3 separate regions of the Homo sapiens genome follow, and regions 2 and 3 are each linked to region 1. A link is a contact called in ENCODE Hi-C or POLR2A ChIA-PET data. All regions are on one chromosome and are shown on one strand. The core of a region is the stretch at or near the end of the contact, and the rest is flanking DNA. Distances in the headings are between cores, read along the strand shown. Region 1 holds the start of TMEM237 (transmembrane protein 237). Region 2 holds the start of CYP20A1 (cytochrome P450 family 20 subfamily A member 1). Region 3 holds the start of NBEAL1 (neurobeachin like 1).

Region 1 (3,929 bases), core at 1,430-3,929:
GTTTCAAGTGTTTAGGTAAGAGTAAGATAAGTTCACACGGGAAGTTGAGGGGAGTAATCTGTCTGCAAACTATGACTAAATTTTGCAAAACATGACGAGACATTAAGACTAAAGATTAAAACATAAGTTTTGTAGTTTAGAAGACATTTATTGGACCTCATTTTTTAAAATAAAAACTTCAGTCTTTTATTATTTAAAAAAACTTCCAAATTAAAATTTCTTTATCTCAGTAATACATTTCTAAGAAATAAAGGATGACATACTGTGGATAGTGATATACTTTTCCCAGCTTTGCTTATGCTTCACATTAATTTAGAAGGATATGTTTATACCTGTTATAATAATTATATTTTCTCTACAAAAATTAGCTGGGCATGATGGCATGTGCCTATAGTCCCAGCTACTTGGGAGGCCTAGGTGGGAGGATCACTTGAGCCTGGGAGGCAGAGGCTGCAGTGAGCTGAGATGATCCTACTGCATGCCAGCCTGGGACAGAGTGGGACCCTGTCTAAAAAAAAAAAAAATTATTTTATCTATACTTAGCCACATTATTTCAATAACAGAGGGCAAAAAAATTACTATTTTCTAGTTTGCTGGTTTTGTAGAATTTTGAAAAAATATTTTTGAAACTTTATTGAAAATCATCTGTGCAAAATTTTCGGACCTTACTGTTTTTATACATAGTTTCACAACTGAATGTGACAGCATAACAAACTGTATTTTTTCCATTTGTCCAATTAAGTCTGTACTATCCATATTTTTCTATTTCTCCTAAAGGATGAAGACCTACAAGAGATGGAAAATTTAGCCCAAAGAATGGAAACTCAGTTTGGCCAATTTTTTGATCATGTGATTGTGAATGACAGCTTGCACGATGCATGTGCCCAGTTGTTGTCTGCCATACAGAAGGCTCAGGAGGAGCCTCAGTGGGTACCAGCAACATGGATTTCCTCAGATACTGAGTCTCAATGAGACTTCTTGTTTAATGCTGGAGTTTTAACACTGTACCCTTGATACAGCGATCCATAGTTGCAATCTAAAACAACAGTATTTGACCCATTTTAATGTGTACAACTTTAAAAGTGCAGCAATTTATTAATTAATCTTATTTGAAAAAAATTTTTATTGTATGGTTATGTGGTTACCTATTTTAACTTAATTTTTTTTCCTTTACCTCATATGCAGCTGTGGTAGAAATATGAATAATGTTAAGTCACTGAGTATGAGAACCTTTCGCAGATTTCACATGATCTTTTTAAGATTTAAATAAAGAGCTTTCCTAAATAAAATAAGCAATAGTTAACTTTAGAAACTGTACTCTATGAAACGTGTTTTATGAAAACATCTTTTACAAAAAGTGCTTACTTGACTAACTCAGCAAGAAAGGTTTAATGTACACATTTCACATCTAAAATCAAAACCTACAAGAAACTGCACTGCCTTCACTATTTACAAATCGGCCTACAAGGAAAAAATTATTCTCATGAGAGGTGTGACAAACACTAATTTTCCTTAACAGCCAATATCTACATGCAGGCCTAAATTAGAAAAAGGCAATGGATTAATCCCAGAGACCTATATATAGAAAATCACAAGAGTGAAACCGTGTCTCAGAGTTAAAGAAACCAGGGACTAACAGAAATTCTTGAGCATGCAGGACGGCAGATAAAAAACAACTTGCTAAATAAAACGCCTAAACTTCTTCCATTGTGAGATTAAAAAACAAAACAAAACAAAACAAAGCAAACTGGCTGAAAGTGGTTAGTACTAACACGGATGGCTACCTGGAGTCTGTACAAAATGAGCTTGCTGGCGTCACAGCTTGAATCTTTCCCCATGTTTCACACTGACTCCCTCCAAAATTTGCACATGCGACCCATGAAGGGACATGAAGAGGTAACTGCGAACGCCAGAGGATTTTCCAGATGGCTTCTTTCCTTCCACCAATCACCTACTAATCCCAGAATCCACCCCCTAAACGTTTTCTAATAAAAATACTGTCTTAAAGCCAACACAGGGAGACAGATTAGAGCTATACTCCTGTCTCCTTGTTAGCTGACTCACAATGAAAACTTTTCTCAAAAAATCAGCGCCATAATATTGGCTTCTGTGCGTATAGGGCAACAAGCCCCGTTTGTTTGGTAACAAGATTAGGATGCCATTACAAAGTGCTGTTTCTCTTTCTTTCCCCAGATTTGAGATTTCCAGGCGCTTTCCCTGTCCCTGTATCTGTTCATCTTCTGCATCATTCTCTTCTCCATATCCACACCATTCTTCCATCTTTCCCATTTCTTTCTTAACTGTAAAACAGAATGCATGATTCAAAATATTTGTAGTTCTCTGTTACTTAAAGTGAAAGTTATCTTTAAAAAAAAACAAACCCAACCAAACCAAACGATGCAAATCAGGTAGTTTGTAGTGATATTTATGTGAGGTTGGATTTGATTTTAAGGTTGAGAAAAAGTTTTTCCAAATTTGATTTACACAGTTGTGGGATGAAGGGTAAGCAATCGGAGAAAATGTGAGAATTGCCTATATTAATACACATCCACACACCCAGGCCTGCACAGACTCGTTGGTCCTGGAGAGTAAACGCATTCCTCCCAAACCCAGCAGCGCCTGGCAGGACAGAGGCGGGCGGGGACCTGGCTCAGGGGGCGGCTGCCTCGCCAGGCGCCACGAAGCCCCGGCGTCCCACAGGTCCCGGAGGCCGCTGCGTCGCGGGGAGCTGGGCTCGGGCCGCCGGCGGTTGCGCCGGGGCAGCCCCGCGGGGAGAGCACCATGAGGACTGACTCGGGGGCTCGGCTGGAGGAGGGCCACCTGGTGAGCGGCGAGGGGCGCGTCGGCCTCGAGAGGTGGCGGGTAAACAGCTACACTTGGCAGTGGGGGTGGGTGTGTGTGGGGGGGCGCCAACGAGCTGGGAATCACTAAGGGAGGGCCTTGCTCGTGGGGTGCGCGCATCCGCCCCTCCAGTGTTCACAGGAATGGGACGGAGACGCAGGCGAGGCCGGGACCGAACTCCCGGAGTGGGAGAGAGAGGCCTGGCATGAAGTTTGCGGGGACCTGAGCCCGCGTTGCCACGACGACGCCTCACTCATCTGAGGCCCGGGGCCCGGCGGGTGCCGGGGCTTCCAGCCAGGCCTCTCCTAGACTCCTCCGAGGAGAGGTCTGTAGCTGCCCAGAAGAGATCTGTTCGCCTGCGGAGTCCTTTAATTAAGGTCTTCCGTCACGCCCCGCTTCCCGCAAACAAATCACCGCCACCACTTAGGAAACCACGGGAAAGCTGTGATTGCAGCGCCACGGTCGCCAGATTTCTGCTCCTGGGCACATTACCCCCAACTCCGAGGCCCCCTTTTTGGCAGGGCTAGTCTGGACTGGCCAATCCAGGTCCCTGCACGCCTCTCACCGCAACATCCCCGCAGGGCGCTGCGCGCGGGGTACTAGCCAGGCGGCGCGGCCCGATGACGCATTGCGCCTGCGCGCGCGACCGAGCCGGGAGGGGTGGGGCGCCAGGTGCTTGGGGGCCGGCGGCCGCCGAGGCCGGCTAAACGCAGAATGGGGAAGAATCCTGTGGTAAGCGAGCCTTAGCTACTTTTAATTGTTAGGATTTTTGTCTTCAGTTGAGCCGTCCTACTTTTGAGGATTAGAGGTTGGGTCTCTGGGTGGGTGGAACGTCATTTTTGCGGGACTTTTGAAATCAGTTACGTGAACAGAGCCCTGGGATCGATCGCGCGCGCTTCGTAGCATCTTTAGAACAATAGCGCGTTCCTGTGACTGTCATTCTTCTCCAATTGTAATTTTGACTACTGGATGGTATTACGGCAGCTTGCCTCGTCCTAATCTTGTAGTACTTGCATTAATCTACTGTTCGAACGAATGGATTGCTAAATGGGACAAACTACAAGAGTGTCTAAAATTTAACCCTTTTG
Region 2 (3,929 bases), core at 994-3,493, 1.6 Mb before region 1:
CTCCTAATCTCTATAAATCCCCACTACCTCCCACCAAAACAAAACTAAAGAACAACCACCACCAGCAAAACCCCTGATCTTCCCTGGAATTAATCTATCCTTCCAGATACCAGGCTAAAAATAACTGGTGTTTTCCTTGATGCCTCTCTTTCACATTTCACATCCAATCCACTGGGAAATCCCATTGGCACTATCTTCACAATTGACTAGTTCTCATTATCTGTGCCACTACTACCATGATCCAAGCTGAAATGATAATATCCTCCTAATTACTTGGCTTGCTTCCATCCTTACCTGGAGACCCATGTCAATTCATGACTTAGCAACCACAATGATTCTTTTAAAATTTATCTAATAAAATTAAATTTGAATTCTATCCAATTTCAAATGGCATTCATCTGCTGAAATCCTCCAGTGGCACACAGCAAAAGTCCATTAAAAAAGCCTTACAAGTCATTTAAAATTTGTCCTTCACTCCCATCTTTCTGACTTTCTCTCCTCTGGTATCTTCCTCATTTACTACACTCTAACCACACTGGTCCCCTTGCTTTCCAGGAACACACCAGGCGTGTCTCCCTCTGAAGGTTTGCATTTGCTGCTCCCTCGACCCAGAATGCTCTTTCTCAGAATGGCTTGCACCTTCACCTTCTTCGCGTTTCTACTCAAATGTCTCCGTATCTCCTGGCCATCCTACTTTAAAATAACAATCTACCTATCCCCAACTTTATTTCTACCCACAATCCTATGTTATTTGTTTCTATTGTCTGTTCCCCTTCTCTAGGAAATAAATTCCAAGAGTCAGGAATTTTCTGTCCGGTTTGTTTCACGGCTGGATTCCCAGCACGTGGAACCATATCTGGCACATAGCTAGTGCTAAGAATAAACAGTGTGCTTCTATGAGCTGATCAAAGAAGAGTATCATTTTAAAATCACCAAAAATTCAAGAACCACTAAAATTGTTTAGTTTCTCAGAAAATAAGATTTCAGGAAGTCCCTGATTGTGTAGTTGCAAGATTCTAGTCTAATCCATTTACCTGCTCGGAAAAGAACATTTAAGAAGGTGTATGGTCAATTCCAGCAGTTCAGCTACTTTTCAACTTTCACTGTAAAACCACCACCTTGCTTTGTAGAACAGGTGTTTTTTGTTTGTTTGTTTGTTTGTTTTGAGATAAGAGTCTGGCTCTGTCGCCAGGCTGCAGTGCAGTGGTGCGATCTTGGCTCACTGCAAGCTCCGCCTCCCAGGTTCAAGCGATTCTCCTGCCTCAGCCTCCTGAGTAGCTGGGATTACAGGCGCCCGCCACCACAGCCAGCTAATGTTTGTATTTTTAGTAGAGACGGTGTGTCACCATGTTGGCCAGGATGGTCTCGATATCCTGACCTCGTGATCCGCCCGCCTCAGCCTCCCAAAGTGTGTAGAACAGGTTTTAAAGACGGTCCTCAGTCATCAACACTTTTGTTTTCAGACCCTCCCTCTCTCGCTGACGGAGGCAAGTGGAGAGAGGAGGACCGGAGGCTCGCAGAGGCGTCAGCGGCAGAGGAAACCTCGCACCCGAACCCGCAGCGCGGCGCTCTCCCCAAAGAAGCATTTGCCTGGAGCCCCTAAGAGGAGCAAGACCTGGACCTCGAGCACTTTGGATTCCAGTCAGGATAGATCGATGGACAGATGGAAAAGAGGAATACACAAGTGCTGGGAGAATCCTCAAGAAAGGAGAAAGGAGTGGCGCGCCCAGGAGTCTCGTCCTGACACACTGGGAAATGAAATTTGGGTTTGGCGAGTTATGGCCAAAAAGCTGCCCAAAGTACTTGAGAGCCGCCTTGGAGAGTGGCGCGGGGTGCCTGGCAAGGTGAGACCGGCCTGCGGGGGCGCGGGCTTTTCCTCAGCAGCTCTACGCCCGCCTGGCCCGGCGCCTGAGGGGTAGCGACGCAGCCCACGTCGCTCTCAGAGCTTGCCGGGAGGGGCGTCACGTGACTCCGGGTGCGGTCCCCGCGCTGAAGCTCTGGAGCGAACCCGAACCCTCCTCTCAGGCCCGCCCCCTGCGGCCCGCAGCGGGCAGGTTGGCCTGGATGCCGGCGACAGAGAGACTGGGGCGGCGCCCGGGGCCCCAGAGAGCCAAGACGGCGCTCACCGGATAGAGGTAGAGCACGGCTCCCACCAACGCCAGCAAGAAGGTAACGGCGAAGATCGCGAAGTCCAACATGGTTCTGCCGCCCAGGGAGCCACGTCTCGGATCGGCCGCTCCAGCAGCAGCGCCTCAGCCTGGCCCAATTTAAGGCATAGCGTGTGGGCGGGGGCACCCCGCGGGACCCGGAAACCAACGGGCCGCTGGGGGCGTGACCGAGGCCTGCGGCCGGCGCCAGAGGAAAGAGCAATGGATCGCCGAGGAGCCGGGGCGCGGGTTCCTGAGCGCAGCAGGCCGAGGCTGAGGCCGCCTAGCGCCAGCCTCCACCGCAAGGCGGGGATTTCGGTGCACACGATTTCAGACAGAATATGCCCGCGACTTCGGACCGGGTTGCTGGCGAAAGCAGAGCCCAGCTTTCTGAGAAAAGTTAGGAGTTAGTAGTGCTCTGTCCGCCCAACAGTTTTCGCAATGGATTCAGAATTAAAACCTCTAAACCGATGATTTTCGAAGAGTGGTCCCGGTACCAGCTGCATCAACGTCGCCCGGGAGCTCGTTAGAGATTCAGATTATCGATGCCGGGCGCGGTGGCTCCACCTGTAATCCCAGCACCTTGGGAGGCTGAAGCGGGAGGATCGCTTGAGCCCAGGAGTTTGAGACCAGCGTGGGCAACATAGTGAGACCCCAGTCTCTACAAAAAAAAAAAAAAAAAAAAAAAAAAAATTAGCCTACAGTGGTGGCGCTTGCCTGTGGCCCCAGCTGCTCCGGAGGCTGAGGCTGGAGGATCACTTTAGCCGGGGAGGCAGAGGCTACAGTGAGCCGAGATGGCACGACTGCACTCCAGCCTGGGCGACAGGGCGAGACCCTGTCTCAAAAACAAAACAAAACAAAACAAAAGGAAAACAAAATAAAAAGATTCTCGATCCCAAACTAGACCTACTGAATCAAACACTCGGGGTGGGCAGGGGTAGGGGGCGCGTACAACAATCTGTTTGAACAGAGCCCTCCCGGGGACACTGTTACACACTTAAATTTGAGTGAAAACCACCACTGATCTAAGCGGGACAGGGAAGTGTCTGGGAGTAAAACAAGAGTAGATACGCCTTGTTTCGCAGAATTTCTGTCTGAAGTACTAGTAAATGTGATTCTTTGACACTTTCTGGTGAGCGGAGGCTGCACACTGTTCAGGTTTCCTTGCTCTGTTAACTCTGACTTTCGGTAAATTGCTTCAGTTTTCTAAGCTTCCATTTCCTTCTATGTAAAAAAGTGAAAATAATACCACATGGAGTTGCCTGTAGGTTAAATTACATATTTTATGAAAATCACTTAGCACAGCTCCTGGCAAAACCGAATAAGTGCTATCTACGTCAGCATTTGGCGTTTGTTGCCCTGGGCATAAAATACCCTAGGACCCCTCTTTCTATTTCGCCTGGCTCAGAAGTTTTGACGTGGCTACTGAAATACAAGACAAGGCCTGCTACTTACTAGTGCTGCTTTTAGTGAAAGTGTGCTAAAAGTATTTATAGATTTTATAGCTTTAATAATATAAAATGTCAAGAACAGGCAGCAATTTGGCAAGAGAAATTCCAGATTGCATTTTACAGCTTCTATGATAAATGACTGTTACATAAGCAGGAAACATACCTCATTGAAAATGGCAACTCTTTTGGCATCTATAGCAAATATAATGAAACATGCTGTTTAATATTTCACTTGGCAGAAATTGTATTTTTAAGTCTTTCTCTGCATATAAATGTGCTTTAAACTGTCGTATGTTCAAAGTTCATTTTTAAGTCTCTTGTTCAGAATTTT
Region 3 (3,929 bases), core at 1,018-3,517, 1.4 Mb before region 1:
CTAAAATCAAAGCTATCAAGTAAAAATTCACATAAAGACAAGGAGGGGAAAGAACATTATTTCTGAGTGACAAAAATATTAAGGAGTAAAAATGGATAAAAGTACGCACTTGAGTCAGGTAGTACTGTGTTTCTCGGCTACTCAGTACTCCTGTAACCCTTGCATCAGTTTTCCCATCAGTAAAAGGGGATGATCACAATATTCACCTCACAGTATTGTAGTGAGAAGGAAATGAGACAATGCTCAAAGAGTGCTAACTTAGTGGCAGTCACACAGCACGCAGTTCAATCAATAACCTTGTGATGCAATTTCAAAGGTTCATTCCAAGAAAAATGCTTAATGCCCTTCTCATAAAAATGTCTCTATCCTACACTCACTTGTGGGAGAAAATGAAAAGCACAAACAAAAATAAAAATATTTTATTTTTCTCTTAAGGGCATAATTTTACTTATATAATTTTAGGATCATTTGGGGATAAGTATCAAATAAAAGCCGCACCCTACAGTTTTTAACAGTATGCCAATATTGTATGTGTGTTCAAACCTGAAAAAGAGGAAAACAGAAAATCCTTTAAACGCTTTTAAGTTTGGGGTTATTCATTATGACTAAATACACTATTATCTATTAAATAAAGTGTTACTACTGCCAGTCACAAATTTTATAATAAAGTATTTTAAAACATAAAAATAAAAAGGAAAGCAATTACCTTTGTACAATAAAGCATCCAAAGTTCAAAGAGCCTCTCTCTGGATGCCATTCTGGCTTTCACTCTGGCACTTTAAGTTTTCCTTAAAAAAATTATGTTCAAGACTACAGCATGTCCATTTTATTTTCCAAGTTTTTCAGCCGTTCAGTAAAGCTCATAGCAGTAAAGAAAGCAAAAAGAAGTGAAACAAATGGACTGTCCTCTGGTTAAAAACAAAAAGGCAATTTCAGCAGTCACTCCAATATATCTTCATCAGTGGTAGTTGGGCAATTAAATAAATCTGTGAAAGAGAAAAACATCCACAGGTTAGAAAAAGAGGCCATACTAAAAAATCTAGACTTATCAAAAACTAAAGATGTATCTTCTTCACTTCCCACAAACAACCCGCTATACTTTCACATGGACTGATTAGATTTCATAGAAACTTGTGTTTCAGGAAAACATCACAGCTAACACAGTATGTCCACCATAGAATCCTCTAGGGCAGACAGACTCCTAGAGATGGGTACATGTTCATAACCAAGAATGCGTCCAGTGAGAATAAGGAGCAAGACTCCCTTCCCACTCATACCTTTTGTACAGATACAAGGAAAAGGCCCACATCTCAGACATTTCAAATACATCAAAGCTCTTAGAATGTTCTTGTTCTGGTCTCCTCTTCAAAGTTGTTGGGGCCAGGCGCGGTGGCTCACGCCTGTAATCCCAGCACTTTGGGAGGCCCAAGTGCGTGAATCACCTGAGGTCAGGAGTTCGAGACCAGCCTGGCCAACACAGTGAACCCCTGTCTCTACTAAAGAAATACAAAAAATTAGCCGGGCGTGGTGGCGGGCACCTGTAATCCCAGCTACTCAGGAGGCTGAGGCAGGAGAATTGCTTGAACCCGGGAGGCAGAGGCTGCAGTGAGCCCAGATCACGCCACTGCACTCCAGTCTGGGCGACAGAGCAAGACTCCGTCTGGGGTGGGGTGGGGGTGGAGTAGTTGGGACTGTTTGCTGTGTTGCAGGGCAGGGCGTGGGGGCGGGGGAGGAATTCCCAGTTCGTTTGTTCTAACAATCCTCGGAGAGTGGAAGTCCACCCGCCCACCTGGCCTCTCCACCTTTCCATCCAAGAGAAGTGGGCACGCACACACCGGCGAGGAACTTCCCAAAGAAGCATCCAAGTGTTTGGGGGAATCTTTTAATTTCCTCCTCACATCCCAAGACAACCCAAACAGAGGCAAACTTAAGGTGTGCCGAGCTGCCAAGAGAAGCTCTAGAACTGAGGAATGCGGACTCGGCGTCTCCCGACCGCGATCCCAGCCTGCACTACAGTATCGGAACACTCCCTGACAGCCTAGCCCACTCAAAGCCGCCCCTCACTCTGCAGCCCCTCCACCACCAAGCACCGGGGCCCTCCCATTTCTTGCCATGCCGCCCCCTCTTCCCAACGGCCCGCTCCCCATCACCGGGCTCACATTGTGTGCCGCGCGGCAGCCGCCGCCCGGCAGCCGTCTAACTGCTTCCCTCGACCCCTTCCCAAGGCGAAGCCCCGTGTCACCCCGCAGCCAGGCAGACGAGCGGGCGGGACATGGGGGCGGGGCGAGAGGCCGGGAGGAGCAGGGGGCGGGGCTGCCCCCTGGGCTAATCATTTCGGCCGCTGAGGATTTACCCAGCCGTTGGGCGGCAGCTGTTCAATGGTCGCGTAGGCTGGGGATGGGCGGGGTGACCTGAAGCCCCGCCCCAGCATACCTGCGCAGCCGCAGTCGACAGGCTCTGGCTGCCCATCCCTTGGCGGGCGCCGGCCGCGGCACTGAAACGAGCCTTCCCTCAGCTGGACATGGAGGAGGGCTGACGTGCTGACGTCTACGCCCGCCCCGCTTTTCGCTGATGGCGTCATTTCCGTGAGTCATCTGAGGGCGTGAGACCCTACGGTGTTAAAGGGGATTTTGTTTCACTTATTTGTAGAACCGGGATTGGTTCTGGGAATTTAGAGTAATGTAAAAAGACAAAACACACACAGACACCCCCCAAAAACTCCTCTTTTCCTTTTGTGCCTGCTTTCGTCGTCACCGAGTGTCATATCCAAAGGGCTTATTTTACCACCACTAAAGACTTCGAAAGGGTTTTTCTTTTTCAGAAAAGAAGCAAAAGGCTTTACTAACTATAGACAACTTTCAGAGAGATTTGGTTTTTGTATAAGGAAAGAAAAACGCGTAAGATAACTCACCTTTGTTAAACATTTCCACAACTTTTTATTGTGAAAGATTTCAAGTATATTCTAAAGTAAACTAGTATAACGAAACCCTGTATACCGTCACCCAACTTCAAAAATGATCAACTAATGTCCCATCTTGTTTCATTTGTAACAAGGATCCACAAATTGCCTGTGAAGAGCCAGAGACGAGGCGCAGTGGCTATCGCCTGTAATTCCAGAATTTTGGGAGGTCTAGGCGGGCGAATCCCTTGAACCCAGGAGATCAGCCTGGGCAACAGAATGAGACCCTGTCTCTGCAAAAGAAATTTTAATTAGCTTGGCGTGGTGGTGCACGCCTGTAGTTCCAGCTACTTAGAAGCTAAGGTGGGAGAATCGCTTGAACCTGGGAGTGAAGGTTGCAGTGAGCTCCGATGGCGCCACTGTACTCCAGCCTGGGCGACAGAGCGAGACACTGTCTCAAAAAATAAAAATAAAATAAAAAGAGCCAGACAATAAATGTTATAGGCTTTGCAGTCCATTCTGGTTGCAACTTGCTTAACGAAAATCAAAAGAACAATATTTTGAGATGTGAAAATTAGACGAAATTCAAATTCAAGTTTCAGTGTCCTAAAATTTTAGTGGAACACAACCATGCCCATTCCTTTAGTATTGCCTATAGCTGCTTTCACTCTACCATGGCAGAATTGAGAGTAGTTGCTTGCAAATTACACCTTCAATTTTTTATCCTGAAATTACATTTTACATTCAGCATTTCTCCTTGGTTGTCCATTAGGCATGTGAAATTTATATGTCAAAATTTTGGGGGGAAAATATGCTTTTCCTTTGGGATACCCTATTTTAGTACTTAGCAACTCTATTCTTGTACTTGCTCAGTACAAGAACCTAGGAAGTGTGCTTGCTGTCTTCCTCATGTACTTCACTTCCAATCTAATCTTTTCAGCTATATCTCCAAAATATACCTAACCATCTCTCCACACTTTCTTCCTTAAATGGATGGTGGTATAGTAGTAGTAACCACTATCTTTATTTC

What was found. A loop is a pair of places that touch in the nucleus more often than their neighbours do. ChIA-PET counts read pairs that join two places held with the same protein, here RNA polymerase II (POLR2A). Pooled maps may share reads with other maps.
Region 2: a loop to region 1 is called in a map of CD8-positive, alpha-beta T cell, with 15 times the contacts of the local background. The contact joins the promoter of CYP20A1 here to the promoter of TMEM237 in region 1. A Hi-C loop is called at or near these places in 3 of 168 maps with a recorded cell type or tissue (CD8-positive, alpha-beta T cell, HepG2 and naive thymus-derived CD4-positive, alpha-beta T cell) and 12 of 50 pooled maps. POLR2A ChIA-PET finds 5 or more read pairs at or near these places in 1 of 52 experiments (PC-9).
Region 3: a loop to region 1 is called in a map of B cell, with 18 times the contacts of the local background. The contact joins the promoter of NBEAL1 here to the promoter of TMEM237 in region 1. A Hi-C loop is called at or near these places in 3 of 168 maps with a recorded cell type or tissue (B cell and naive thymus-derived CD4-positive, alpha-beta T cell) and 10 of 50 pooled maps.

What each region holds. Positions count from the first base shown.
Region 1 is chr2:201,642,253-201,646,181 of GRCh38, reverse strand. It overlaps TMEM237 (transmembrane protein 237), which reads left to right and starts at 2,679. Exons shown (of 13, transcript NM_001044385.3): 1 at 2,679-2,823. The coding sequence starts at 2,782. It overlaps MPP4 (MAGUK p55 scaffold protein 4), which reads left to right. Exons shown (of 22, transcript NM_033066.3): 22 at 778-1,308. The coding sequence ends at 972. RefSeq lists silencers at 2,561-2,820, 3,391-3,580.
Region 2 is chr2:203,237,332-203,241,260 of GRCh38, reverse strand. It overlaps CYP20A1 (cytochrome P450 family 20 subfamily A member 1), which reads right to left and starts at 2,243. Exons shown (of 13, transcript NM_177538.3): 1 at 2,127-2,243. The coding sequence starts at 2,198. RefSeq lists enhancers at 1,523-1,812, 1,636-2,207, 2,493-2,542 and a silencer at 2,213-2,422.
Region 3 is chr2:203,013,213-203,017,141 of GRCh38, reverse strand. It overlaps NBEAL1 (neurobeachin like 1), which reads right to left and starts at 2,267. Exons shown (of 56, transcript NM_001378026.1): 1 at 2,160-2,267; 2 at 707-986. The coding sequence starts at 757. RefSeq lists a silencer at 2,166-2,395 and an enhancer at 2,034-2,587.